2 separate regions of the Homo sapiens genome follow, and region 2 is linked to region 1. A link is an interaction called in ENCODE POLR2A ChIA-PET data of the cell type or tissue named here. Cell type or tissue: Panc1. All regions are shown on one strand.

What was found. Peaks named below come from ENCODE experiments on the same cell type or tissue, not always from the same donor. Only the 100,000 strongest peaks of a DNase experiment are listed, where the experiment ranks them.
Region 2: POLR2A ChIA-PET joins it to region 1 with 15 read pairs; 5 of 35 experiments call an interaction of 5 or more read pairs at or near these places.

What each region holds. Positions count from the first base shown.
Region 1 is chr1:24,065,454-24,067,953 of GRCh38, reverse strand. MYOM3 (myomesin 3) reads left to right here. Exons shown (of 37, transcript NM_152372.4): 28 at 866-933; 29 at 1,953-2,063. It overlaps MYOM3-AS1 (MYOM3 antisense RNA 1), which reads right to left and starts at 1,192. Exons shown (of 3, transcript XR_001737930.2): 1 at 1,112-1,192. In Panc1, no CTCF peak of the experiment used is centred here; no DNase peak of the experiment used is centred here.
Region 2 is chr1:24,009,983-24,012,482 of GRCh38, reverse strand. It overlaps LOC105376863 (a long non-coding RNA gene), which reads right to left and starts at 1,966. Exons shown (of 3, transcript XR_947072.3): 1 at 1,908-1,966. In Panc1, no CTCF peak of the experiment used is centred here; no DNase peak of the experiment used is centred here; H3K27ac peaks cover 1,741 bases.

The sequences.
Region 1 (2,500 bases):
TGAAGTTCAAAATCCCTGGCCACTGGTTCGTGCTAGAGATGCTGGACTGCGGATTAATGGGAACCCCAGCCCTGCTGGGTCCCCAAGGGAGGTCCACTGTCATTCAGTCCAGTTCTGTCCCAGTGCCAGATCAAAATAGCTCTTGCCTGACCTGAGGGTGAGAGCTGAGCCCTCTTAAATTTTGCACCCTGAAGCCAGGCACAGTGCCCCACACCTGTAATCCTAGCACTTTGGGAGGCCAAGGTGGTCAGATCACTTGAGGCCAGGAGTTCAAGACCAGCCTGGCCAACATGGTGAAACCCTATCTCTATGAAAAATACAAAAATTAGCCGAGCATGGTGGCACACGCCTGTAATTCCAGCTACTCAGGAGGCTGAGCCACAAGAATCCTTGAAACCAGGAGGCGGAGCTTGCAGTGAGCCGAGATTGCGCCACTGCACTCTAGCCTAGGCAACAGAGCGAGACTCTGTCTCAAAAATAAAGAAAGAAAGAAAGAAGGAAGGAAACAAAGGAAGGAAGGAAGGAAGGAAGGAAGGAAGGAAGGAAGGAAGGAAGGAAGGAAGGAAAAAGAAAGAAAGAAGGAAAGAAAGAAAGAAAGAAAGAAAGAAAGAAAGAAAGAAAGAAAGAAGGAAAGAAAGAAAGAAAGAAGGAAAGAAAGAAAGAAAGAAAGGAAGGAAGAAAGAAAGAAAGAAATTTGCGCTCTGAGCACCGCCCCTGCCTCACCCCAGTCCCAGCCCTGGCAGAGGCAGCATCTGAGAAGTCCATAGCCATTAGCTGTCCCTCCCCCCAGCACTGCCTGGACACAGGTGGCACCCTGGCTGAGCCTGGCTCTCTGACAGTGGGCACATTTGTTTTGCACGCACAGGTCCCTATTTTGAGCGGCCGTTGCAGTGGAAGGTCACGGAGGACTGCCAAGTGCAGCTGACGTGCAAGGCAAGTCCTGCCCTGCCCTGCCCCCAGGCCCAGTGCAGGGGGACCTGTGGCTTGTCCCCAAGCCCAGTTGCTGTCCCTGCCCACCCGGCCCCCTAAATTCCATACTCTGTGCTTGGCTGATCGCACACACAGAAAGTACCCCCGAGGAGACCACACGTAACCCAAAAAGCAAACCCACCTTCCCAGCGCCCATGGGGTAGGATTCGTGTGAGGTGGACCAGCCTTGAACGAGATCCTAGTGGCTCCAGAAGGGGTTCTGAGGGGTCAGGGGGTCTAGGAGCCCACGAGGGTTTATATGTTGAGGGGTATCCCTGTGTTTATGATTACCCTGTGCTCAGAGACTCACAGTATTATTTCATCCGCCTCACAATCATCTGTGACACAGGCATTACTATCCTCACTTCATAGATGAGAAAACAAATGGAGAAATAGCTCAAGGCCACACGGTAAGAGGGAGAGCCCAGGTTTGAACAAGTCTATCTGATTCCAAAGCCTAAGGTCCTTCTTAGCACTCTTCAGCCTGTTTAGATAACTGGGGAAGGGGAGGGTGGGTGCTCTCCCAGAAGCATATTCATTCAGTAAACTCAGAGCATCTATTTTGTGCCACTCTGCACGGTACTGAACGTACAAAGATGATGAAGTGGTCTCTGTGGGCCTTGGGAGCCCATGTTCAAGGCAGGACCATTGGAAAACAGCATCCCTCATGCTTGACCCGGATGGGGCAGGACATTGATGAATCGTGATGGAGGGGGTGACTATGGGATGCTTCAAAAAAAAGGCTTCCTGGAGGAGATGACATTTAACTGAAGCACATGGACATTTCCAAGAAAAATAGAGTAAGGCAGGGATCAAGAGGCAGAGGGAAAACCATTAGCAAGAATTCAGAGTCCAGAGGCCAGCAGAGGAGACACATGGTATGTGAAAGGACTCCACTGAGATGCCTGAAAGTGTGCACAGGTGTGTTTTTACTCAAAAAGAAACAAGCCTGACAGAGTCTCCTCATTCCCCACCTTCCCCAGGTGACCAACACCAAGAAGGAGACTCGCTTTCAGTGGTTCTTCCAGAGGGCAGAGATGCCAGATGGTCAGTATGACCCAGAGACGGGAACGGGACTTCTCTGCATTGAAGAGGCAAGTGTGGCTCCAGCTTCAGGGCTCACTTTCTCCTTTGGCTGCAAGCCAGGGAGGGCCAAGAGCTCTGGGCTGGGAGTCAGGGCAGGGCCGAGGCTAGGTTGATGCAAGTGAGGCCCTGAGCACAAAATTTAAGAGGCACCAAAAAACTCAGTAATCAAGATAAATAATATTGTATGCAATATTCTAAAAAATCAAAATTAATGCAAAAAAACTATTAAAGCCCCCAAATTTTCAATAGAGACAGAATCAGTATTACTGATTTTTTTCTTTAGCTCCAGTACTGGCCCTGCCAATGACTGTGCAGGCTTGGGCTAGCCCCCGTCGCTCTCTGACCTCAGCTTTCATCTGCAACATGAGCGGGTTGGAAGGGATGCTCTTTCAACGCCTCCTTCCTGCCCCAACAGTCTAGGAGTCGGGACAGGAAGGATGTCTCC
Region 2 (2,500 bases), 55 kb after region 1:
CCTGTAATCTCAGCTACTCAGGAGGCTGAGGCAGGAGAATCACTTGAACCGGGAGGTGGAGGTTGTAGTGACCTGAGATCGCACCACTGCACTCCATCCTGGGAGACAGAGCAAGACTCCGTCTCAAAAAAAAAAAAAAAAAGAAAGAAGAAAGAAAAAGGAAATGCATTTGGCCCTCCCCAAGGGATACAGCAATAAAGTTACATCCAGTTACTAAATCCAGCTCAAAGTCCAGGATCTCTAGAGGATTAGGGTCAGGATGTGGCTTCTCATGACTAGAGATCTGTAAGCTTAAAGACAATTTATCTCTCCCCAACAGGATAAGTGCAATAAAAACTCCCTTTGGGAAAAAAAGAACATGGCAAACACTCAGCTGTCTCTGGTCCATCGCACTTGTACAGTCCTGCAGGGCAGGAGTAGTGGGGACTCGCTATCCCTGCAGTAGAGTTCCTTGGCTGGTCAATCTACAGCCCTTAGTTTTGTTCTCTGGAAGGATTCTCCTTGCTTGCTATTCCCCATGGCTGCATCTGGGGAGGGCACTGTGGGGAAGGCCATTCCTAGAGGCTGAAGAGCTTTAGCAGACCTCTCCTGCCCATGTAGATCAGGCACCATCAACTGCCTTGGGGCCGAACAGTCACGGGCTGTGCTGAATGACACGGCTGAATGGGGCAGGCTCTTTGACAATCCAAACCTTCAAGATCTTAGTAGGCTTCATCTGTTTGCTTTAGTTTCATGAATGACCCACATCAAAAGATCTTATTTAGATAGAGCTTTTAAGTCTGAAGACCTTACTTTTACCTCTGTATTCTACCAGTCCTCTTCTCACATAATTTAAAAGTCTTTGTCTTGAGACAATTCAAGATGATAGATGGGTTTAATGCTGCCACCCTTTGAAATGTAATTATTATCGGCTGGACGTGATGGCTCATGCTTGTAATCCCAGCATTTTGGGAGGCTAAGGCAGGCAGATCACTTGAGATCAGGGGTTCAAGACCAGCTTGGCCAACATGGTGAAACCCCGTGTCTACTGAAAATACAAAAAATTAGCCGGGCATGGTGGTGTGTGATCCCAGCTACTTGGGAGGCTGAGGCAGGAGAATTGCTTGAACTCCGGAGGCAGAGGTTGCAGTGAGCTGAGATTATACTCCATCTCAAAAAAAAAAAAAAAAAAAAAAAAGAGCTTGAGACCAGCATGGGCAACATGGAAAACAGTTGTCTCTACTAAAAATACAAAAGAATTAGCTGGGCATGGTGGCACACGCCTGTAGTCTCAACTACTCAGGAGGCTGCGACACAAGAATCGCTTCAACCCAGGAGGCAGAGGTTGCAGTGAGCCAAGATCGCACCACTGCACTCCAACCCAAGCAACAGAGCAAGACTCTGTCTCGGAAAGGAAAGGAAAGGAAAGGAAAGGAAAGGGAAGGGGAAGGAAATGAAATGAAACGAAACGAGGGGAGGGGAGGGGAGGAGGAGAGGGGAGAAGAGGGGAGAGGAGAGGAGAGGAGAGGAGAGGAGAGGAGAGGAGAGGAGAGGAGAGGAGAAAAACTGATCTGATAGAAAAACTACTGCTTCTGCTGCCACTACCACCACCAAGCACTAATGCCACTATTTCACTTGGACCAGGATCAACTCAGCTTGCAATTACTTCAGCTTTGAAAGCCATTCACCTCTGCCACCACCCTTACCAGGAAAATGATTTTCACTAACACTGAGTTCACTATGGGCCCGTGCTGTGCCAAGTGGTTCCGTGTGCTTTATTTCATTTAACCCTCCCTCTCTTCCTTCAGGTCTCGGCTCAAATGGCACCTCCCCTTTGAACCTCCCTCATGGTGGAGTGCCCCCTTTATTCTCTATCCTAAACCCTTCACAGAACATATATCAATGTATAATTATTTTATTCCACTTACTTTTAGTTGAATGAATGTTGAACGCCAGTAACCACTCTCCAAGGTGATTGCCGTTATCTTATTTTACATCTAAGAAAAGTTAAGTTCAGAGATTAAGTTCTATAATTAGCTCAGAGATTAAATACTATAATTTGCTGAAGATTGCACAGCTAGTAAGTGGCACACCTGACACAGGAACCCAGACATACCTGACTCTAAAGCCCATGTTCTTAATAATACCACTTCTGAAAACCTTCAACAAATGAGAGGAATAGCCAGGAATTGGGGAGAGGGAAGAACAGACAGGAGTATATCTGGGTCATAGCAGAGTTGAAAGACCAAGGGGCTTTATACTAGAAATGGTTCAGAAGTAGCCCTGAAAAGCAAAGAGGAATCCTTACCCACTTCCTGATCCCAGGTATTTGAGAAGTAGACAAGGAGTGGCATCCTTTTGAGAGAGCTACAGAGGAAATCTCAGATGTCTGGGTTTCCATCAGGCACAGAGGTAGAGGTAGAGACAGAGTTTCCATGAAGAGCTTACATTCTAGAAGGGTTTGCTTAGTATGGGATGAGCCTTCAGCAGGTGCAGGGGGAATCTTTGGAGGAGCAAAGCA